2 separate regions of the Homo sapiens genome follow, and region 1 is linked to region 2. The links are chromatin contacts, found by Hi-C or POLR2A ChIA-PET in ENCODE. All regions are on one chromosome and are shown on one strand. Each heading gives the region's core, a stretch centred on a gene start or an enhancer-like site at or near the end of the contact. The rest is flanking DNA. Distances are from core to core; before and after follow the strand shown.

What was found. A loop is a pair of places that touch in the nucleus more often than their neighbours do. ChIA-PET counts read pairs that join two places held with the same protein, here RNA polymerase II (POLR2A).
Region 1: a map with no recorded cell type shows a loop between it and region 2 (2.4-fold over the local background). The contact joins the promoter of LINC01861 here to the enhancer-like site in region 2. A Hi-C loop is called at or near these places in 1 of 37 single-sample maps with no recorded cell type. POLR2A ChIA-PET finds 5 or more read pairs at or near these places in 1 of 52 experiments (H1).

The regions. Positions count from the first base shown.
Region 1 is chr5:153,896,902-153,903,546 of GRCh38, reverse strand. LINC01861 (long intergenic non-protein coding RNA 1861) reads left to right here and starts at 4,560. Exons shown (of 4, transcript NR_146729.1): 1 at 4,560-4,641; 2 at 5,187-5,360.
Region 2 is chr5:154,402,784-154,409,423 of GRCh38, reverse strand. It overlaps GALNT10 (polypeptide N-acetylgalactosaminyltransferase 10), which reads right to left. Exons shown (of 12, transcript NM_198321.4): 8 at 5,213-5,320. The region is part of intron 2 of SAP30L-AS1 (SAP30L and GALNT10 antisense RNA 1); the gene reads left to right. Among named protein-coding and RNA genes, the nearest start is that of SAP30L-AS1, 40 kb to the left of the region's middle. RefSeq lists a silencer at 4,031-4,080. Within about 2 kb of position 4,088, at least 3 of the 41 ENCODE cell types and tissues checked have a DNase peak (open chromatin) inside an H3K27ac peak, as active enhancers do.

The DNA of each region.
Region 1 (6,645 bases), core at 3,311-5,810, 510 kb after region 2:
ACTGAGCAGAAGATTCTCAAGGCCAAAAGCTTGGATATGGTATGAAAGTTGCATTCCTGAACAATTAAAGAAAATGATGAAATCTTTCAAGCATCCAAAATGAACTGACAATATAGTACACACTTAAAATTTACCAAGTTTGAGAAATAAAATATTGCACATAAAAATGACTCTTGTGTGGCTTTCCCCATCTTTCTCCATTCCCAGAGCTAACTGTGATCTTCCCCAAATGCTTTTACATTTATTACATATATATGCATGTATAAACCAAATATAAAATTTACATATTGTATAGCTTTATGGAAATGGAGTCATACTGTATCTTTTTGCAATTTACCTTTTTCTTTTAATATTGTTTTTGACATGCATCCATGTTGAAACATACATTTCTAGTTGATTCATTTTAAAATGTGGTAATTCCTTGAATGACAATAATTTGCAGTTACTTTTAATTTTCTTGTTGATGGATGTTGAGGTTGTTTCTGAGTTTTTGCTATAACCAACATGCTGTGATAAACTTCCACGTAAGTACTGCTACATGTGCATCAGGTTTTCTGGTGCATATACCTAAGAATGAGATTGCTAGGACATGGTATAGTCACATCTTCAAAGTTATTAAATGTTGAGACAAGTTTCTAATGGGTTGCTACCAATTTGTACCCCATAAGGCAGTGTGTGAGAGCTCATTCTCCAGTGATGTTGGCCAGTCCTGTGAAACACACAGTCTCACTTCTTCATGCCATGACCAAGGCCTGGACTACTATTCAAACGCCAACAGTCTTCTCGACACATATTATTTATAAGGAGGAAAGGTGGAAGGAACAATTTTAGGGGACATTTAATTTGAGTTAGATACAAATATATACTTTTAAAAGGTAGTACTATGTAGGCTTTATAATCTGATGGGTTTTAATCCTGGCTCTGTCATTTCCGTTGTTTCCTAGTTGTATAGCTTTACACATGGTAGTTTGCCTCTCTGTGCCTCAGTTTTTCTATGTCAAATAAAAAAAAATAGTGTTCACCTCATGGGTTATTTGAAGGATCAGATGAGCCACTACTTGTGACTCACTCAGCACAGTATATGGCCTAGTCGATAGTAAGTGGTCAGTATGTGATAGCTATTAACATTATTATAGGTCATGTTTCCCAGGCATTACCATCTTTTTTTGCTTGAGGATTCCTTTCTCAGCTGAGAAGCTCATGTTAAAAAATTTTTTTTTTCTATGCTGAACAAACTGCATGAACTAAGCAGCATTTAATTCTTTATTTCATTTTTAGCTATCAAAGCCATCTGGGACTGCTAACCAGCTTCTGACTAGCAGAAGGAACAGTGCTGATACACGGAGTTGATGTAATTTCAACCCAAAACAAGGAAACTTGGTTTTTAGTTAGCCAGAGTGGCTTCATCACATGTAAATGTGTGGCTTTCATCAGGTTTTTAGAAATATTGTTTCTAACTATTGACTACCCATCATAGACTCTAGACTGTGACTGCTGATCTAGCCCTACCTCTTTTTTCCCAGATGGGAAAATGGAGACCCAAAGAAAAGCAGGACATTTCTAATGGTTCCTTCATGGAGACAGTTACTCACTTAGTGGCCAGGTCTGGTCTGGTTCACATACATGACAAATTAGAAGAGGGGTATCTGGTTATCTATTGCTCCATAATAAATGTCCCCAAATTTCAGTGACTCAAAGCCGCAATTTATCTTCTTTCATGTTTCTGTGGGTTGATTGGGCTCAGCTAGGTGGATCTCCTGTGGGCTTGCTGGTGAGGTTGCAGTCAGATGGTGGCTGGGATGCAGTCACCTGAAGGCTCCACTGGGCTGGGCATCCAAGATGGTTGCCTCCCATGACTGACAGTTGAAGCTGGCAGTTGCCAAGAGTGCCTCCACAGGGTCTCTCCGTGTGGTTGTGCATGTCACAGCATGTTGGCTGGCTTCTCAGAGGGAGCATCGCAAAATTGAGTGGTCCAAAAAAGGAAGCAGAAGCCACCTGACTGGTTGAGGGTTGATTCCAGAACTGAAACCACTTCTACCATATTCTTCTGGTCCTTGTAGTCACAGGCCCACCAAGATTCTAGGAGATCAAGTAGATGTCACTTGCTGATGGGTGGGTGGGGATTGGGGGGGCAAAATCACATTGCAGAAGACCGCATGGGATGGGGAAAGTTTTAACTGTCTTTGGAAAAGGGAGAAAAACTTCTGTCATGACATCTTTATTTTCCCCTCCTCCAAAGAACTTGCAAACATCTGTGGTAACCTGCTGAGTGATATAAATGAAATTGTGGCTTTTCTTCCCCAACTCTGTCAGCCCTGGGGGCAGGAGGGAGATGCATTCCAGTTGAAATAATCATGGAAAATGTGAAAAATCTTTCACTGTCTGGCAGAACAGGAATATTAAATATTTTTTAAAAATACCTTCTTGGAACAACCATGCTCATACTCATAAGAATGGAATTATTTTTAAACTTGTTTTAGAAAATGTTCATAATAAAACATCCTGTACTTGAATTATTAAAAACAATGTTGAGTAAAGAATTGCTTAATTTAGTAAATAATTCTAAAGGAAGTCGTTATTTTCTCCAAAGTTGAATTTGCTAAAAGCACTCCAAGAATTTTATTACAAGCACGACTGCATAATGTAATTGTGTAATTAGTAATACATCTGACACTGTTGGAAAGATTTAGTTTTACTTAGGGCAGGAACAAAATGTAGTTCTTATTTTTTAAGACTGCATGAGGGACACTGTCTTGTTTTGCTGGTGGAGATTTTTTGTTTGTCTTAAAAATATATTGTATGATTGAGGTAATAGAGAAGATAACCAACATTTATTAATATTGGATCTGTGGATAGAATATGTAGTTTGAAGTTAGACTGACCTGACCTAGGTTTAATCCTGGTACTACCTCTTGCTACCTGTATTTTTTTTTCCCAAAGATCTCATTTTCTTTATTTATAATAGGAATAATAATGTCTATTTCATGAGACTGTCTTAACTCTTAAATGAGATAATGTACAAAGATTGTGCTAAGTACATAGGAGGTACAGATGGAGTATCCTTACTTCAAAAATCTGAAATCTGAAATGCTCCAAAATTCAAAACTTACGGAATTCTGACATGATGCTCAAAGGATATGTTCACAGGAGCATTTTCAGATTAGGGAAACTGGTAAGTATAATGTGAACATTTCAAAATTAAAAAAATCCAAAATTTGCAATGCTCCTGGTCTTAAGCATTTCAGACAAAATAAACTCAACCTGTACTAGGTTAGGTTCCTTTGTCATTCCCATCTGTTTCTGTTTGAGCACTTGATTTTGTGAGTGGTTGGTTACGATGGTCAGTTTAAGTTCCATTTCAGTTGTGTTTGTTGGACACAGGCAAGGGTTGGTGAGTAAGCTCGACTGTCAATTTTTTCACCGAGATACACCAAAGAAAGTGCCTGTTCAATACATCGACAACCTATGTGCTTACAATGCCTTGAAATAACAGTTATAAGCTACATTTTACATCGATGAACTTTTCTTGTATTATTTGGTTTGGAGGTACAAATGTTGATTTAGAGGTTAGGAAGCTATTGCTGTAATGTGAGGGGTGGTGACTTCTGCATGACTGACAAGCTGTGTTTTGTCTGAGTTTTAGATTATATTCCCAGTGTAGTAGGCAGAATTCTAAAATGACCTCCCATGACCCTCACCCTTGTAAAACCTCCTTCCCTTGAATGTAGGCAAAACTTGTGATTATCACAGGCTGTCACTCCCAGGGTTATGTTATGGCATACAGCAATTGTGTAGCTGTTATAAAGGGTAGTAACTGGTTGACTTTGAGTTAATCAAATGGTTGGGCCTCACCTAACTACATATCGGCCCTTTACATCTGAGACTAGAGGTTAAAGATGGGAAAAGTGAGAGATTCAAAGCATGGGGAGGATTCAATGTGAGAAGATTCTCCATTGCTGGCTTTTAGAGATGGAGGGGGCCACATGGAAAGGCCGGAGAGTGCCTCTAGGAGTTAAGAGTGACCCCTGGCTGATAGCCAGCATGAAACAGAGCCCTTAGTCCTATAACCCCAAGAAATGGAATTCTGCGTACAACCATGAGAGCTTGAAAGGGGATCCTTGAGCTGTAGAAAGGATGGCAGCCCAACACCTTAATTTAAGCCTTTTGGGACCAAACAGCAGAGGGCTCAGCCATCTTATGCCTAGACTTCTGATCTACAGAAACTAGGAAAAAATAGTTTTACCGTACTGTTTTAAGCCACTAAGTCTGTGGTAATTTGTTACACAACAATAGAAAACTAATTTGCCCAGTAATTCTCATTGTGAGATCTTAAGTCGAATTGTTTTCTTTCCATCATTGTCAGTTTCCTTGCCTTCAAGTAAGAGGATTTTCTAGTCTAGAACACTGGTACTCATAATAATTATGTATTAAAATCACTTAGATTGTGAGGGGAAGCTTTAAATGTAGATTCCAGACCTTTCTCCTGATGTCCTGAATCAGACAATCTGGGAGCAAGGCTGGGGGCTGCATTGTTGACTGGTTTCCTAGGTGATTCTGATGTTTGTGGGGCTGGATCCCACTGGGCAGGACATCTGCCTATACCCTGGAATAAGAATATACAGTCTCTTCTAGCACTGACAGGTAAAGTTGGCAGGGAAGTCCTTTTTTTTTTTTTGTTACAGTCGGAGTTACAGCCAAGTATATGCAGTGCTCGCTAGGTGTAAGGCATCTCATGAGGACTGTCTACCTTCTCTTGTTAAATCCTTGTGATGAACTATAATGACCTGTAAGGTAGGCACAATTATTAGCCAGTCTTCACTGTAGCTTGAGGAGACAGGGCCAAATTTACACAATGCATAAGGGGTAGAACTGGAATTTGAACCCTGATCTTTGTCATTCCCAGTTGGGGGCTCTTAACCACTAAGTACTCCTGTGCTGTGAAATGGAGTGTCCATTCATTTCTGTATCTGTAGTGCTAAACACACTGTCTGGCACGTGATAGATGAATAATAAACACATTTTGCTTATTAAATTCTCTGGAACTCCATTGCGCCACCCAGTGCAGGGCAGTTTTTGTGACAATGGAGAGGGAGGAGGAGGACCTGGCCAGGACCTTCACTATGTAAGGGCTCCCTGCCCACTGCTGCCTCTCTGTGTCAATTCTGCCTCGTTTTCTTTCTCTACAGTTGTCTCTTTATGTCGGATGAGCTAACAGCAGCCACTCCCATACTGTCGGATCCTGCTTCCCTTGCCATAGCTGATTAACCCAGGGTAAGACACTGGGAATTGGAAACTTGGAGTGGAAAGACTCTGATCATAGTGGTCTCTGGAGCCAAATCCCATTCCATGGCAATGTTCTGGTAAGAAGGCCCACACAGCCTTCCCTGCTGCCTAGACCCCTGGAGCCAGCCCACCTCCTTTCTTGAACATTCCAGCATCTTTCCATTAAGTTCCTTTTGTGGCTTAGGAGGTTCTCTTTGTGACAAAGAACCTCTGCGAATGGAGGAGTAGAGACTTGCTGAGCTGGAGGGCATCTGAAATGCCATCTTCTGCTTTGTGTCGTCTGGCTGGGCGAGACAGGGCACTCTCTGCTTGATGCGACTCCTTCAGACCCTTCACACTGGCCCAGTTTTCTCTACTCATTCATGCTCTTCCCCACTTCCACTACCTCTCCAAAATGGACTCAGCTTAGAGGATGCCGTACAAGCCCCACCTCCTCCATGTGAAAGGCTTAAAAGAGCCGTGCCATAAATATTTAAGATATCTTTCCTCTCTGCTTCATTCCCTGACATTTTCTCCACCTTTAATTTTCACTAGTTACAACACAGGACATTCTTAGGGTAAGAAAAATCTATTTTCTGTATGAATTGTCGCAAATTCCAACTTAGTGGTATCATAATAGCTAATATTTTTGTGCTAACTCTTAAAAGCCAGGTTTACTAATGTAAGTTACGTGCTTCATGAAGTTAGATGTGCTTAATATGATTTTCTCAAAAAATTCATTGAGGTGTCATCACTATTATTCCTTGTTTCATAGATGAGGAAATTGAGAGGTTGAAAAGTTCTAAATGAATAAAATTATATTCCAGAGCTGTCTGTGTCCAAACAGTGATAGCAAGATCAAATTGTAAAGCATCTCTATTTCCTTTTTCTGCCACCATCTCCATGCCATTTATTTTGGATATTGGAAAAACAGAAAGACAGTGCTGAACATTTCAGGGTAATGTGAGTGGTAAAAGAAAGTTGGACACCAAAGGAGGTCATGTAACTGGTGAGGGTGAAGAATTCAGGAAGACTTTCCTGAGAGGTATGGCAGATTATATTTTCTAAAGAAGGCTGCAAAAATATTTTCCATCCCACATGTTTTTTCTACAATCTTAACACTCCTACATGAAGAGGTAGGGTCTGTGTCCCCTCCCCTTGAACATGGGTGCATCTTTGTGATTGCCTGGACAGACAGAGTACAGAGGAAGGGACATAATGTGACTTCTGAGGCTAAGTCATAAAAATGCCATGTTCTTTTATTTTATTGAGAAGCTCCCTCTTGCAACTCAGTCACCATGCTGTTTAGAAGCCCAAACAACTGATTAAGAGGAACTGAAACCAATATCCCTGGCTGAGTTCCCAGCCAAGAGGTAGCACCAT
Region 2 (6,640 bases), core at 2,839-5,338:
AATCCCAGCCCCACCGTGAGTTTAGGCCTTCTGTGTTTCTATTTATCATTATGCATGTTTTAAGGGCTTCACAGCTTATAGTTGGCCCATAGGCTGCTGTTGTTTTGCCTGCCCATCTTCCATCCCATCTTCTTCTAGCGATAGCCCCCACTGATTTTCCTCTGGGGAGCCACCCTGTCTCCCTGTCAGCTCATGTGGCAGGAGGAAAGGCATGGACCCAGCCTAGCTAATGTGAATACAGGCGCCCCCGGTGCAGGGGCTGGTCAAACAGCAGACCCATTCCCTAAGCCCCACCAATCACAACCAACAGGCATCAGCCTTGGGATTTTTGCAGGAACTATTGGAAGAATCGTTCTGTTTCTGCTTGGATTGCTGGGTAAGACAGGATGCCAGCCAGAGCTGCTGGGCCATATGGCCTCCAAGGAGAGACAAGGAGAGCCTGTCCAAGGATGAAATCAACCCAGAATGAAGCAGAGCGGAGGGCTGGATCCAGGAATGCATTCCGCCTTTTAACACCAGAATCCAGCCATGTCTGAAGCTAGAGCTACCTTGGACTTTCCAGTTACAGAAGCCTGTATATTCTTTCTTCGCTAAGCCAATTTGATTTGGCTTTTTGTCATTTTCAACTGAGAGTTTTGACCAAGCTATGTGATAAAGGCAAATTATAATTTGAAACCAAAAGGTGTAATTCCATCAGCAGCTGGAATTTCTAATAATCCTTTGAGGTGCAAAGGTTGCTGCTACTTTCATCATGAAGCACAAAGATAATCAGTTTTAAAAAATGACAGCCACATGATTGGCAAGCAGAGGCAGCAGGTGAGGAAAGTGTTTGTGAGTAGACTTGGGGACAGAGGAAGAGGGAATTCTTATGTATGTGATGAAAATTCCTGATTCCATCTGCAGTGTAGACCCCACCCAGTGAGAACTTCTGATATGTGATATATCTGAGAGCAAAACTTCAGGGTTCAGGGGAAATTCTCCGCTCCAAAACATCTTTCTTCAACCCCTGGCTGTTGTCCCCCCACCCCAATTTTAACTCTTCGGTTTTACCTCCTTCGTAAGTTTTTTCCCTATTGCAATCTAAAATTTCCTCTGAAAGGTTAAAGGGGAGTTAGCAGTTTAAGCTGTTATCAGTCATTTGCACCTCAGTGTGAAGGATTGCTCTAGGAGCAGAAGGTCAGGCAGGGGTCCCAAATGTTTAAATGTCTTCTATAAAGAGCCGGATAGTAAATACTTAGGCTTTGCAGACCATATGGTCTCACCTCTGATGTAGCTATAAAGCAGCCATAGACACCATATAAATGGTGTGGCTGGGTTCCAGTAAAACTTATGGATACTGAAATTTGATTTTCATGTATCACAAAATATTCTTCTTTTGATTCCCATTCCCTCTAATGATTTAAAAATGTAAAAACCATTCTTAGGTCACAGGCCATACAAAAACAGGCTGCTGACTCTGGAGTAATGGAGAAGGAAGCCAACATGAGGGAGGCCCCCGCACTGAAGACAAAATTCACCAGTTCCCCCATTTTGCTGGCTCTGAGTTGGGGACCAGGAAACAGCTGAATTTCCTTGTTGCTACCTAGTTCTTCCTGAGTGCTGAAGAGTCCACAGTGGGTTAGAAAACAGCTCAGGAACAGTGTTTATCCCCACCAGGCCCCTGCACAGAAAAGGCTGTGTTTAATTTAAAACTGTGCTAGAGGAAGTTGAAGGCCTAACAGAGACTGTCTACATGAACACTCTGAAACACAATATTTCCTCTGCTTTTTCCAGTATGTCCACCAGGCTCTTTTGGCTCACTGTCTAACCTGCTCGAGTCACAGAGGTAATGAGGGTAGTTTCACTCCAACTGAAAACAAGTCTGGACACTCTGACCATGGCCAGACTGGTTAAGAATGATACTGAAATTTACCAGTGTCATTCTTAAAGGATTGAATAACATCATATTTTAATTCTAATTATAATTACCATTTTAATTAATATTGCATAATTGTATCTTCCAGACACAGCTTGAAAAGCTCTTTCTCCCAGATTTTGAACTTTTTTGCTACAGTTCACTGTTTGCACCAAAGGAAATGACTTTACACTTATTTCTCTCACATCTCCCCTTGTTAGAGACATAAAAAGGACCTTGGGATTTCAGTGGGCTTCGGGCTCCTCATACCTCTACTCTCAACACCTTCCTACTTCCGAGTCCCAGTCCCGTCTGAGGCCCAACTGTACTTCTTGTGCTTGGATTACAGAGATTTGCCTGGATCCTTGGAGTAAGTCTCCATTTTTGTTTCACCAAGTTTGAGTAGTTTCTGTTATTGCCTTCCCTAAGATCCTTTTTCCAGAGGCAAAGATAAGAAAGATTTCAGCAAGTTTAGTAAACAATGTAAGACTGGCTACTTGTTCCTGAGGCAGGCAAGCTGGTGGACAGCTCATCCTTCCTGAACTGCTTCTACCTCAAGGCTGTCTGGCTGTTTGTCCTTCCGGAGTCCGTACAATCTCAGTTTCTCTCTCTATCTGGCTCTCTCGGAGCTATTAGGACAACTCTCAAATCTATCAAAATGATCATCTAGGGGACAATGCTCTAGAAGGCTTAGGATGTGGTTATTAAAACATTGAGCACTTTTTTTCCCCCCAAGATGGAGTCTTGCTCTGTCGCTCAGGCTGGAGTACAGTGGCTCAGTCTCGGCTCACTGCAACTTCCGCCTCCCGGGTTCAAGCCATTCTCCTGCCTCAGCCTCCCTAGTAGCTGGTATTACAGGCGCACACCACCACGCCTGGCTAATTTTTGTATTTTTAGTAGAGATGGGGTTTTGCCATGTTGACCAGGCTGGTCTTGAACTCCTGACCTCAGGTGATCCGCCCGCCTTGGCCTCCCAAACTGCTGGGATTACAGGCATGAGCCACCACGCCCGGCCCACTGAACAAATATTTTAAATGTGGTCTGCAAGTAATTGAGGGTTGTTAGTCACCATAATAAAAGGCCGCACCTGATTCAGGCATCTCTGTGGTTCTGCGAACCCACACATAATCAGACCTGATGGATCACAGAGTCCCTGGGGAAGAAGCCATGAGGCACCACTCAGATTGTTAAGTGGCTTAAAGCCAAACACAGGACGATGCTTCAGTACAGATAGGTAAAAGAGAAATACGTTAAAATGCCTAAACACAGAATTTAGATAAGACTTTTAAATACATGTTCCAGTCTTTATTGTTAATATTGATGCTAACACTAATAACAGCAGTCACTGTTTAAGGAACAATTGCTATGTGCCAGGTACCTGTCAGACCTACACAGGTTTGAATTCTGGCACTAGTTACTTAATGTTTCCATCGCCAACATCACGTTTCATGTTCCCCATCCCTAAAATGGGGTTAAAAACAAGTGAGAATTAAGTGAGATAAGTAAAATGCTTTGCATGCCTGGCTCGAAGGGAATTTTTATAAGTATTACTACAGTTAGCTCTTATCCACTGAATTAATCTATAATAATGGTTCTATAACAAGCAGGAGGCGGTAATGTCTCTTTATCAGGTGGGCCTTTTAAAAAAAAAAACAACAGCAACAACAACAACAACAAACTTTCTTTGAGACATGGTCTCGTTTTGTCACCCAGGCTGGAGTGCAGTGGCACACACAGCTCACTGCAGCCTCGACCTCCCTGGCCCAAGTGATCTTCCCACCTCAGCTTCCTGAGTAGTTGGGACTACAGGCACACACCACTGCGCCCGGCTATTTTTATTTTTAGGTGAGCCTTATCAACAACAGCTCTGCAGAGGAAAAGAATGCTTTAGGGTTGCTCCTGGTCTGGAGTTGGAGTGTCCCCATGGTCCCTTGTAGCCGGAAGAGTCTCAGTCTTGGGCGTACCGAGAGAGCGTGCGCTTTTCCTGCCTGGCTCCCTCCTCAGGGATCGCCAAATGGCCTTTCAGAAGAACGCGATTCCTGCTTCAAGGGACTGAACCTAGAACCTACCCCCCGCCCGTGTCGGATGGGGCTGTGGGCAGCGCGGATGGCTGGTGAGGGCGTCGTTAGGCTCTGCTACCACTGGAGGGCACTGCCGGCTCTCCTTTCCCTCCACGCGGCCCCTGACACTTCCCGGAGCTCAGCTCCCACCCACTGATGGCTCTCAGGGAGACGCGCGGCCTCTTTGAGCCTCTCGGCTTTCCTTGTAAGTCACAGGACAACGCTCTTCTAGGTCCCGGGGGCTGCAATTCTACACGTCAAGGTTGTCAAGTGGAGGAGGAGGCAGCGCCCTGGACAGGAGGCAGTGCGGTCTAATGCCAACCCGGCCAGCACCGGGGTCTCCTGGCCGGGGCGGGGCTCACAGGCTCCCCGGAGGGAAAGCTGTGCGGGGGTCCTTTCCAGCTTCCCCGCAAGGCTCTTTCTATCCTCTGGGGACCCTCCCTCCTCTTCATTTTTCTTTTGTGGTCACCTGGATTTATTTATTTTTTTCCGAATACATTTAATATCCAAACCAAAAACAAACTCTGGCTGACAGATTTCCATTTGCAGCCAGTGGCCAATTTAATTGAAGCAATGATTGATAGAAACCATTTTAAGGCAATGAAACAGTTTGACATGCAGAGGTTTTGGCAGTAAGAGTAGACAGGGGGTGAGGAGAAGAGAAAGACACTGACATTTATGAAGCCCACTTCCCCTCCAGAAATTTAGTACGCAAGCTTTCCCAAACACACCACACCACACCACCTGTATTAATATTTATCTAACATGTTTTTTTACATCACCTCTGGTCTAACTTTGCACCTACTTTAGCTGTATGCTAAGTAATAATATCTGTGAAATTACAGGTTAGCTACACGAATACACATTAATTTAGAATCCACATTAACTTAAACACATGAACAAGAAAACATTCCTGTGTTTGCTGCCTAAGATCGTCTCCTCTGTCACACTCTGGGAAACAGTATCACCTCCTTAATTCTCCTGGCAATGCTGGGAGTTGGAAAGAATTAGCTCTCTTTAAACAAAGGAGGAAACACAGGTTCAGAGGACTTAAGCAACCCTCCCCAGGTCACATAGCAATGAATGGTTAAGTAGGGATTTAAGGGAGTTCTTTTAAATCAGATTTCACCTGGAGAATGGGAGGCACATCCTCAAACCCAGAGATCACATAACACAGTCTAGGGCCCCAGGGTGCCTCAGTGCAGCTGATGGTCCTAGGCCAACCCCTTCTACCCGCCAAGGAAAGCCACCACCTTACCCGGGCCAGGCTGACTCCGGCCGGGACCTTGTAGGGCACATACTTCCTGTAGATATGGCCCACCCTGGAGCAGGGGATGTCCTCCATGCGGCCCCCACACATCCACACCTGCATGGCAAGAAGGAAGAGAGAGGATGACGTTTCTGCTTCCAGTTCACCATCCCGCCAGGCCAGCATCCCTTAGTGCACTCAGCAAAAGCATCAGCCTGGATTGTCTGCTGAAGCCTGGATCACAGACCTAATGACATGGGAAAACACAGTAATATAATAACAGCGGTAAAAACAGCTGACAGCACTGAGTGCTTACCATTGCCACACACTATGCTAAGATGGTCACATGCACAACCACACTTAAGCCTCATCAGAAAACCTATAAAGTAGGTAGTAACATTTTACAGATGCTGAAATGGAGGCTCAGAGAAGCTAAGAAATGTGACTCAGGTCACAGAGTAAGTGGTGGAGCCAAAATTTAAACCCTGTTTTAGCTGACTTCAGAATCTGAGCTCTAATCCACTATGGAGTGCTGTGTTGAGAATTCTAGGGTGGCATCGGGGGATCAGTGGGAAAGACCATGGTGATCACAAAGTGACATCAGCCACAGCATAAGTAGTCAAGGTGGCACACAGGTTCCGTAGATTTACTGTCACATATTTATTTTCCTCCTGGATCTATGAGCCTCTCGCTGGGTCTCCCTGAGCAGTTCCGTCAGCCTCCCTGCCCTGCCTTCTCTGAGTCTGGCTTGCTAGGCTGTGCAGCTGGGTCTTGCCGCAGTGTGGGATCTGATGGTTCTCTTTGCCTCCCTCTCCCAGGGAGGAGTATTTGACATCACAGAGAGCTCCTGAGTTTGCCCACTGGTCTGATAGCAACTTGGGAATGTGAACATGTACAGCCAATACTGACTCATACCCACTGAGGGGCCCAGCCTACATAGACCCTCCTTGGGAGGCCTGGGTTTGAATCCTGGCTCAGCCACTTACCCACTTGATGACTTTGGCCTACACAGACCCTCCTTGGCAGGCCTGGGTTTGAATCCTGGCTCAGCCACTTACCCACTTTATGACTTTGATTAAGGTACTTAACTTCTCTGAGACTCAGTTTCCTGTAAAGAAATAGAGGAGGCAGGACTGGAAGATGAGATATTGTGTGTAAAAGGGTTTAGCACAAGATCTGGTGCATACTCAGGACACAGCAGTGAATCAGTCAGCCGAGGCCCCAGCCTCCGAAGTGGCCTCACAATCCCTGCCTCCTCGTATTTGTGCCCCTGTGTAGATGCCTCCCAGTGAGTCACATGAGGACTGACCTGTGTAACCCACAGGATACTGCAGAAATGACGGTCATAAAGATGCCGTGGCTTCCACCTTTCTCTGTGGGACCGCTGGCTTTGGAGGAGCCAGCTGCCATGTTTGAGGACACCCCAGCCATGCTGTG